2 separate regions of the Homo sapiens genome follow, and region 1 is linked to region 2. Evidence: chromatin loops called from intact Hi-C (ENCODE). Cell type or tissue: PC-9. All regions are shown on one strand. Links, peaks and the distances in the headings refer to the core of each region. The heading gives the core; the rest is flanking DNA.

Evidence for each region. Hi-C counts contacts between places; a loop is a spot of excess contacts. Peaks named below come from ENCODE experiments on the same cell type or tissue, not always from the same donor. Only the 100,000 strongest peaks of a DNase experiment are listed, where the experiment ranks them.
Region 1: a loop joins it to region 2, with 2.9 times the contacts of the local background. A loop is called at or near these places in 1 of 110 quality-filtered maps.

Annotation. Positions count from the first base shown.
Region 1 is chr7:101,612,717-101,618,085 of GRCh38, reverse strand. MYL10 (myosin light chain 10) reads left to right here. Exons shown (of 8, transcript NM_138403.5): 6 at 1,788-1,866; 7 at 4,376-4,424; 8 at 4,513-4,756. The coding sequence ends at 4,611. Among named protein-coding and RNA genes, the nearest start is that of MYL10, 14 kb to the left of the region's middle. RefSeq lists enhancers at 1,367-2,294, 2,295-3,223, 3,224-4,151. In PC-9, for the core only: no CTCF peak of the experiment used is centred there; a DNase peak (open chromatin) is centred at 2,885.
Region 2 is chr7:101,726,880-101,732,248 of GRCh38, reverse strand. No RefSeq gene overlaps it. Among named protein-coding and RNA genes, the nearest start is that of CUX1, 88 kb to the left of the region's middle. In PC-9, for the core only: no CTCF peak of the experiment used is centred there; a DNase peak (open chromatin) is centred at 2,688; H3K27ac peaks cover 2,000 bases.

The sequences.
Region 1 (5,369 bases), core at 281-5,280, 110 kb after region 2:
CAGACACTGCCCAGTCCTGGCTAGTTCCTAGTCCGATGGGGGAGGCACAGATGGCCCTGACCCAGTCTGATGGGAGAGGCACAGATGACCTTGATCTGGTGTGATGGGGGAGGAACAGATGGCCCTGACCCAGTCTAATGGGGGAGGAACAGATGAGGCCCTGATCTAATCTGAGGGGGGAAGCACACTTGGCTCTGACCCAGTCTGATGGAAGAGGCACAGAAGGCCCTGATCCAGTCTGATGGAAGAGGCACAGATGGCCCTGACCCAGTCTGATCGGGGAGACACAGATGGCCCTGATCCAGTTTGATGGGAGAGGCACAGATGACCCTGACCCAGTCTGATGGGGGAGGCACAGATGAGGCCCTGATCTAATCTGATGGAGGAAGCACAGATGGCCCTGACCCAGTCTGATGCAGGAGGAACAGATGGCGATGACCCACTCTAATGGGGGAGGCACAGATGGTCCTGACTTAGTATGATGGTGGAGGAACAAATGGCCCTGACCTAGTCTGATGAGGGAGGCACATGGCCCTGGCTGACCTAATCTGACTGGCAAGAGCACAGGGTGACAAAAGGAGCAGGGGACTCTGGAGTCCACAGAGGTGGGTTTAAATCCTCCCTTCTCTTATCAGTGGGGACTTGGGCAAGTAATGAAACATCTCTGAGCCTGTTTTTTCTATGATAAACCAAGATATCCACATCTACTCCATGGGTGCTCTCAGAGCTCCAGGGGATAAAATCTTAAAGCTGCAGGCATAGAGCGCTCAGATGTATTTGCAGCCCTGATCAACCCATGTTCGTTAAAACCTTACCATGAATGGTATGTTATCTTAGCTGCTCCTGTGAGGTGGGTAGCAAGCACCATCTCTGTCCCCTTTCACCAATGACACATTTGAGCACTGAAGAAAGGAAGGGGGCACCCCCGCATCCACAGTGAACAAGGGGGACATGGTGACAGAAGGGGAAAGGGCACCGGGCGAGGGTGGCCAGGTCACCTGCTGTCATTCACGCAGCCCGTGAAGCCTTGGGCAAGACCCTTCCTCTCTCTGGGCTTCAGTTTCCCATTGGTGCAATGTGGGGGCTGCACATTCAATCCCATTGTGGGTATCAGATTAATTTCTTCTAATGACATCTCTCCCCAAGGCTGTGCTGTGACCGGGATAAAAGCAGAACTTCTCTGGCTTCACTTCTGCCCCCGTGAATCCCTTCCCTTGGCCTGTTGGCCCACCTGCCCCACTTCTGGCCGGGACAATCTCTCTCAGACCCCTCCAATGCCACACTGCCCAAGCCCCAGCCTTTTGGCATCCACGTACAGAACTCTTTTTCCTCCACCCACGGCCTCTTGTGCACAGCTTGGGTAACACGTGAGCCCCAGAGTCATGCCCCCTCACCCAGACCACTGGTCATGCAGCTGTGAGACCCTGGGCAAGTCACTTAACTTCTCTGGGTCTCAGCTTTTCCATCTGTAAAATAGGGAAGGGCTAAGCACAAATTAAATGCTCAATCAGGGTCTCCGTGTACAGTTGCTCAGGTTGTTCACAAAATATATATATGTGGTACCCTTGTCTATGATTACAATTACCTGTTTCCCTCCTTGTTCTTGCTTCAAGTGAGCTCGGCCCTCGCTGTGCAGTGAAAGTTGGGGAAGAAGTTCCCCAGAGCTGTGCCTCTGTGCAGGGGCCGTGGGACTTGCCCCCAGCCCCAGCCCCTGCCCAGCCTTGTGCCTGTCCCTGTGGGGCCCTCTTCACCTGCCTCTCTCCCTGCCCTGTATGTGCTGCTTATAGGCACGGACCCAGAGGAGACCATTCTCCACGCCTTCAAAGTGTTCGACACTGAAGGGAAAGGTTTCGTCAAGGCCGATGTGTAAGTTTCCCCTGACTCCCCCAAAATGCTCAGGGGAATAAGCCAGCTTTGGGCTGGGGTCAGGGTGGATGGTCGCCCAGTCTCCTCTCCCAGAAGCCAGGAGCTGGGGGGCCGCTGCCCAGCCCAGTGATATCGCTTGATGTCCCTTCCCCTCTCTGGGCCTTGGTGTCCCCTTCTCTATGTGTGCGTGGAAGTAGAAATGGATAAGAAATGGTGGGTCAGGCTGGGCGCGGTGGCTCACGCCTGTAATCTCAGCACTTTGGGAAGCCGAGGTGGGCAGATCACTTGAGACCAGGAGTTTGAGACCACCCTGGCCAACACAGCAAAACCCCATCTCTACTGAAAATAATAAAAAAAATTAGCCAGGCATGGTGGTGCATGCCTGTAGTCCCAGCTACTCTGGTGGCTGAGGCAGGAGAATCGCTCGAACCCAGGAAGTGGAGGTTGCAGTGAGCCGAGATCACGCCATTGCACTCCAGACTGGGCGACAGAGTGAGACTGTCTCAAAAAAAAAAAAAAAAAGAAGAAGTGGTGGGTCACTCCAGGAGAGCTTCCTAGTGGGGTGGGTGTGGGGGCAAAGGCAGATCTTGAAGAATGACTGCAGGTTGCCCAGGCTAGGGGGGGAACAGCATTCTAGATGAGGGAACAGAGAGCTTGGAGGGCCAGGGCTTGGCATGTGCATGTTTGTTCAGAGTTGGCTGCAGCTGGAGGGTGCGGGTGGAGGTGGTGTAGGGGAGACTGAGCACAGAGCGGCAGGCGGGGCCTCTGGGGGAGCGCTCACACCCTAGCCCCTGGACCCTGCGTCTGCCCTGGGAGCATGGGAGAACCTGAGGAGGAGTTAGGCAAGGACACCATGGAGGCCAGCCTGGAGAAGGAGAGGAGAGGGTTGCAGCTCCCAGGAGGGTCATGGCCGTCGAGATGGAGTCGGGCGGACAGATAAGCAAAGAGCCAGGGGCCAGTGCCCATAGGATCCAGGGTCTGGGGAGAGGACTGAGCCAGATCGTAGCCAGCACCGCCTCGGGCAAGAGGGCAGTAAGGATTGGGGAAAGTGACCAGCTCACTTGGAATGCATGAAGGGGAAGTGGCTGCAGGCAGCTGTCTGGCAGGCACCGGGGCTGCCATCATGAGGGTAGGGGTGCCCCACCCAGTGACAGCAAGGGAACAGAGAGCCAAGAATTGCAGGCAGGAGTGGGCGGGGGAGTGGCAGCCTTCCCAGGACCCAAGATTCAGGGCTGACCTCTGAGCTGTGCCGACGCAGTCCCTTCAGAACCTTGCTGGACCTGAGGGTGGCCTGGGGCAGGTGAGATTCCTCCCCAGGCCCAGGCTTCCTGATCAATTACTGTAATGCTGCCAGCCTTCATTTTGAGGCTAGTTTTGCTGGTTTTGAGATTCTCGCATCTCAAAGGGAGAGGGCAGACGCAGCAGGGGTGGAGGTGGAGAGGGTCTGTCCCGTCTCACACATTCTCAACTCCAAGACCATGAGTCACATACTCCCCTGGGATGGGGAGGGGATGCTGAGGGTTGCTGCAGTCCACAGTCCTCCCCTTCACCCCTCCCTCGGGGTCTGTGGCTCCTACCTCCATCCTGGGGACCTGGGGAGGCATCAGAGTCACCCCCGGAGTAACCCCAAGCCCTCCCTCTACTGTCAACCACTTTCTCTCTCACCAGTGCAAGGACAAGGCTGGGAAGACCCTTTGGGGACCTAATTTGGGAACTGAAGGCACTGCCTTGGGACATGGGACCTGGATCTGTGGCTGCAGGCCAGGCAGGCCAGACAGGCCACGGTGGAGGCTCTGGTTGAAACAGAGTCTGTGAAAAGTCCCCGGCTTGGAGAGCTGGAAACTGTGACTGTCCCACAGAAACATAAATAATGGAAAATGTGCATTGGTCCTTAGCGAGGCCTGCCGCAGCCGGTGCCAGAGGACACTCTGGGTGGACGAGGCCCCACTCAGCCGTCTGATCCCATCTTTGCCCACTGAGCTCCCTTAAGAACCCTGCAGGACCCTCCAAGCTTGAGGGGGCAGGCCCTTGCAGGCCCAGGAGGACACGGACCTGGGCAGGCCTTCCTGTACCCTTGGCAGAGCACAGGCATCTTGTCTCTAAAACACTATGCAGGTGTCAGTGAACGTCACAAGCTGGAGGAAAGAGTGTGTCCAGAATCAGGCAAAAGAGGCTCTGCGGTGGGGGACCTGAGGTGTCTCCCCTCAATGATCCAGAGCTTGATTATAGTGCATGATGGGAAATCAGAGTAGCCCTCATGGTGGGGTCCCCAGGTCATTGCTTTTGGTCCCTACCTGATGCTGGGAGGAAAGCCCACTTCATGGAGGAGAAAACCGAGGTTCAGAAGCTACTTGGCCATCGGGGGGGCTGGCAGGGTCAGCCCCAGGTTGATGTCCTCCTGGTCCAGGATGTCCCCCTGCCCCCACTTGCCCCTCATCACCCCTGGGATCTGCATGTTCAAGCTGGGTATCCCGTTCCCTGAACATGACTGTGTCTCTCCCTTGAACAGCATCAAAGAAAAACTTATGACCCAGGCAGACCGCTTCAGTGAGGAGGAGGTAAACTGGGATTCTGGTGGGTCACGGCGGATTCTCTGCTCTGGCCCCCACTTGGCCTGGTGCAGGCTGACTCTCTGCTCCTTCTCAGGTCAAGCAGATGTTTGCAGCATTTCCCCCAGATGTGTGCGGCAACCTGGACTACAGAAACCTGTGCTACGTCATCACTCACGGTGAAGAGAAGGATTAGGGGATCACAAGTCTCCCCGACATTCAGGGGCAGCAAACACTGTTGTGGGGTGTGACAGGGAGCTCTTGCAGCCAGAGGCTGCAGGAAAAAGGCTTCCCTTGTCCTACGGTTGGGGACAAAGCAAGAATAAATAATGCTAATGAGGTCTGAGTTTGTGCGGTAAATGCTCCAGCGAGGGAGAAAACGAAACATTCCTATCTTGTTGGTTTTTCCAAACCTTTTTTGTTCCTCTGGCTCTGCTCAAATGTTCCCGAGGAGCTGGTGTTTAGAGCTAATTGACAGTTTTAACGATTCCCTGCTAAGCCACGGGATATTGCCTTCATTTATGGAGCTTTTATTAAGCACCTAGTGCATGCCAGAGGCTGTGCTGGTCCCAGGGACTCTCAGAGGAGCCAGGACTGTCCCTGGGCAGGATATGGTGCTGACTGCAGTGAGGAAGGCAGAGGAGGGGGCAAAAAGTGGGGTGGGGACATCGGTGGGAGGAGAATGGAGAAGCACGGGAGAAAACTGGCTGCAAAGAGCTGGCTAGAGGTGAAGACGTCAGAAGGGAAGAGGTGGCTTCAAGGGATGTTTAGGGGGTAGGCAAGGATTTCTTAAATGGGACACACATAACTGTGATCATAAAAGTGGATAAGTTGGACTTCATCAAAATTAAAAACTTCTGCTCACCAAAAGATACAGTTAAGAATGCAAAAAGGCACCGGACGAGAAAAGATACTGGCAACGTAGATCATGACAAGATCTCATATCCAGAAGAT
Region 2 (5,369 bases), core at 285-5,284:
GTGAGCCACCACACCTGGCCATGGATACCTTACTTCTTTCCAAGGCCCAAATCAAAAACCTGTCATGTGGATACTCCTTGAAATCCTGCCCTGTGACCACATGACTGAGGGCCTGCTGCCCCCCTCATCACCCTGGTGGGGTGACATAAAATCCATGCTGGTGCCTGCCTCATTCTGTATCAGGTGACCCTATGGGGTGGCCATGAGGTCACATCCTCTGTTCCTATACCTGCCCAGTGGAGGGACGGATGGTGGACGTCTTCCTTTGGAGCTGGGGCTGGCAGTGGTGCAAGTGGTCCCTCCCAGGTGCAGGTAATGAGGGAATGCCTTGTCTGTAGCCAATTTAATAACAATAATAAAATTACTCAAAGCCGTCTGCTTTTTATTATCACCTTGTCCTGGCAATTCCGAATGACGCTGGTGAAAAGAAAAACTCCTTCTCTTGCAAATGCCCCTGTGAAGAGGCTGAAGGGCAGTGGGTCGTTGGTTCTCTGGCATGCGATCAGTTTCTGAATCACCTGGCCCTGCAGAGAGGGAGACGGAAATGAACTTGGAGAGGGTCGGGGCACAAAGTGGCTGAAATGTCAATCCAGGAGGGAAGACGCCTCTCCCCCTAGAACCCTCTAAGAGTTTCCCACTGTGATGTAAGAGGAGGCAGGGACCATGTCCCTGTAGGACCTGTAGGTGATGTCGCCTGTGAGTGATGGTAAGGAGCTTAGGTTTTATTATAATCACAATGGGAAGCTCTTGGTGGGTTATAGGTAGAGGAGGACTGGGATCAATTTATGCTTGGGAAAAATGGGAGAGTTCGAGAAGCTGAAAACAGGAATGGGCTTAAGTGCAACTCCAGGACAATGCTTTTTCATTCAGCTTACACCAACCTTGAATTTTCCACTCTTTTCTTTTCCCTCCCTCCCTCCCTCCCTCCCTCCCTTCCTTCCTTCCTTCCTTTCTCTCTTTCTCTCTCTGTCTCTCTTTCTTTCCCTCTTTTCTTTCTTTTCTTTCAGAGACAGGGTCTCACTCTGTTGGCCAGCCTGGAGTGCAGTGGTGCAGTCATAGCTCACTGCAGCCTGGAACTCCTGGGCTCAGGTGATCCTCCTGCCTCAGTCTCCCAAGTAGCTAGGATGACAGGTGCACGCCAGCATGAGTGGCTAATTTTTAAATTTTTTGTAGAGATGGAGTCTCACTATGTTGCCCAGGCTGGTATCAAACTCCTGGCCTCAAGTGATCATCTCAGCCTCCCAAAGTGCTGGGATTATAGGCGTGAGCCATCATGCCCGGCCTACGTGGGCTTTTTGCATATCCACTGGGTGCTGGGCTCCATGGCAGCTACAGGGGGTGTCATCATGCACGGCCTGGAGGGAGGGACAGACATTAATTCAGCAATCACAGCAACGTGGACACACTGGCCAGCACCAGGGAAGAGACAGGAGAGAGTCCAGGGTCAACAGGGCTCAGTGGCCTTGGCAGGGATGGCCATTCCTTGAAAGATGGGTTTCTGTAGGAATAAGTGACCTAATTAGCTGGATGCAAAGATAACAGGCTGAAGACGTTACCCAGAGGCTCACAGGTAAGAGGGGACAGGAGGACTATAAAGAGCTAAAATAGGCCAGGCATGGTGGCTCATGCCTGTAATCCCAGCACTTTGAGAGGCCAAGGCGGGTGGATCACGAGGTCAGGAGTTTGAGACCAGCCTGGCCAATGTGGTGAAACTCCGTCTCTACTAAAAATACAAAAATTAGCCGGGCATGGTGGCGTGCACCTGTAATCCTAGCTACTCAGGAGGCTGAGGCAGGAGAATCACTTGAACCCGGGAGGCGGAGGTTGCAGTGAGCTGAGATCACACCACGGCACTCCAGCCTGGGCAACAGAGCAAGACTCCATCTCAAACAAACAAAAAACCAAAGAGCTAAAATAAGACCCATGTATCTGGAGTGAAGGGGCCATGGGGAGGATGAGCTGTGGGGGCTCCCAGTAGGGGTAGGACTCCCAGGGGTCAAACCAAGTTGGGCCCAAGAGCTCAGTATTTATCCCCAGAAGGCACTGAAGGGTTTTAAGCTGAAAGACTTGGCCCTGATTGAAGTTTTGTGTTTTACAACATAACGTAAATGCCGAGGCCAAAGCCAGGCTGGGTGCGGCGGCTCACACCTATAATCCCAAGGCTTTGGGAGGCCAAGGTGGGAGAATCGCTGGAGGCCAGGAGTTCGAGACCAGCCTGGACAACATAGACCCCCTACATTTACAAAACATTTAAAACATTAGCTGGGCATGGTGGCACATGCCTGTCATCCCAGGTACCCTGGAGGCTGAGGTGGGAGGATCACTTGAGCCAGGAGTTGAAAGCTGCATTGAGCCATGATGGCGCCACTGCACCCCAGCCTGGGTAACACAGTGAGAGAGACGCTGTCTCTAAAATAAACAAAACAAATCCCAAAGCCAGAGCACTGGGAGTCACAGAGCTGACTGGGGGTGAGGTGGGGGGTGTCAGACTCTCAGGCTCCAAGTGGAAGAGCTGAGAGGGCTGAGAGGCCTGTGGGAAGGTGTGGCCCAGGGCTGTGTTTGGTTAGTCCAGCAGGATCCTTGGGCACCACCCCCAGTGTGCACCAGGGTGTGGCCCAGCCCTCCGGCATGAAGGCGCCACGCACTGTGAGCTATTCCTTCTACATGCACGGCGACCGCAGCCTTTGGTCTTGATAAGTAGATTATGTTGATTCACGGCCTTGGACTTCAAATTACAAAACCACGGTCTGGCTTGGGATAGTTCACCAGAGAGCGGAGAGATAGCTGGTCACAAGGCAGCCATGCGTCATCCCTGCCTCGATCTCAGGGAACTCTGTCCAGTGGGCTCTGCGTTTGCCTAGCATGAGAGAGGGCCATTTTTCTGCTTGGCCCCAGCCGCATTTAAGAAGCAGCTGAGAGCAGTGGCTAACGTCTGTAATCCCAGCACTTTGGGAGGCCAAGGCAGGCAGATCACTTGAGGTCAGGAGTTGAAGACCAGCATGACCAACATGGTAAAACCCCATCTCTATAAAAATACAAAAATTAGCCGGGCATGATGGCAGGTGCCTGTAATCCCAACTACTCAGGAAGCTGAGGCAGGAGAATCACTTGAACCCGGGAGGTGGAGATTGCAGTGAGATGAGATTGCGCCACTGCACTCCAGCCTGGGTGACAGAGGGAGACCCCGTGTCAAAGGAAAAAAAAAAAAGAAGCAACTGTAAGCAGGAACTCAGGCAGGCTGGGTGGGGACGGCAAGGCCTCCTATTGCCAAGGAGCTTGAGGAAGATTGTCGCTGGGGTTTTTTGTTTTCTCCTGTTTAAGTAATAGCTTTATTGAGATATAATTCACATACCATGCAATTCATCCATTAAAAATATACAATTCAATGGCTTCTAATGTATCCATTAGTGCAATTTCTACAATCAATTTTATTTTTATTATAATTTTAATTTTTTTTTTAATTTTTTTTTTGAGACAGGGTCTCGCTCTGTCACCCAGGCTGGAGTGCACTGGTGGCATCTCGGCTCACTGCAACCTCCTCCTCCCGAGTTCAAGCGATTCTCCTGCCTCAGCCTCCCGAGTAGCTGGGATTACAGGCACCTGCCATCACGCCCGGCTAATTTTTGTATTTTTAGTAGAGATAGGGTTTCGCTATGTTGCCCAGGCTTGTCTTGAACTCCTGACCTCAAGCGATCTGCCCACCTCAGCCTCCCAAAGTGCTGGGATTACAGGAGACAGAAGCTTCTTTCTCTGAGTTCCAGGATCCAGTGCAGGTGAGGAGCCCCACACGCCTGAACAGTAATTACAGCACAATGCAATCAACGTGTAATTAACTGTGTTACACGGCATGTTGCCCACTCTCACTGCTTTGCAAGTCCCGGGAGCGGGGAGATTGAGGGAACAGAGAAACCTACTGACTAATGCTAATCCCACCCAGGGTGCAGAGCCTGGAGCCTACAATTATCTTACCTCCAGCTGCTCCCTGAATCCTGTGGCAGGATGGTGGAGTATAGGGTCTACACCGTAGCTCTGAGCACGTGGGCTTTAAAGCCTCCTCCTAAATGCAGAATTCTGGACAGATGCGCGATTATGATGCTTGTCAGAGCGACAGGACTTACAATGGGATTTTTGGTGGGTCACAAGTGTTTCACATAAAAGGCCTTTCGAATCCCAGTGCTTTGGGAGGCAGAGGCAGAAGGATCGTTTGAAGCCAGGAGTTCGAGACCAGCCTGGGCAACATAGTGAAACCCCATCTCCACAACAACAACAACAAAATAGCTGGCCAGACCCTGTCTCAAAAAATAAAAAATAAAAAAGCCTTTCATAGGTGTGGCCCAAGGACCCACAAATTGCTCACTTTCAGTTTGAAACCATCACGTCCGCTGACACGTGTAGGATAGAAATCCAGCTAATGCTCCCCCTTGTTTCTGCCTCAGTGTCAGAGGCACCCAGGGCCTCTGAGCTGCGACTACAGTCCCATCCCCTAACTTGCTTTTTCCCTTTCCTCCTCCCAGGGCCAGAGGCTGATTGAACTTGCACCTCAGCCCCTGTCATTCACCTTCCATGAGTTTCCAGTCTGATGGAGGAGGCAGACACTAAACCGGATTATTTTTTTTAATTTAATTTAATTTTTATTTTTTAGAGACAGGGCCTCATTGTGTCACCCAGGCTGGAGTGCAGTGGTGCAATCATAGCTCACTGCAGCCTCTAACTCCTGGTCTCAAGCAATCCTCCCACCTCAGCCTCCCGAGTAGCTGGGACCACTCGCTCGTGCCACCATGGCTGGCTAATTTTTTTTTTTTTTTAGAGGTGGGATCTTGCTATGCTGCCCAGGCTGGTCTCAAACTCCTGGTCTCAAGTGATCCTCCTGCCCTAGTCTCCCAAAGTGCTGGAATTACAGGCGTAAGCCACCATGCCTGGTCTGAACCCAATGATTACGGTGCAGTGTGAGTGCTACATCTTGGAGAGGTATTGCTGGCTGACCGTCCCAGCTGCCTTTTCTGCTCATGAAACCCCTCCAAGACTGGCTTTCCTGTGACCTCTCTGGCAAAGCTTTCTCTGGCTCCTCCAAGGAGAGGCTACTGCCCTCATTAGTCCCTGCCAGGGCTGGTTTGCCTTCTCTCATCCTGTTATCACCCCACCGGCTCTGCTCTGGTCCACGTAGGGCTCACTTCTCCTGGACTCTCTGAGGTCTGGGTCTCTGTCCATTCAGTTCAGGTCCTTGCAACATAAGAAGTGCCAGGAACTGTGCTGAGAAGATGACTCTGATCCCAGTGTCATGGGATTAAAAAAAAATCCATTATTTTAAGAACCAGTACCAAATTCTGCTTAGACGCAAATCCTCCTTGTTTAGGAAAATGGATCAGATG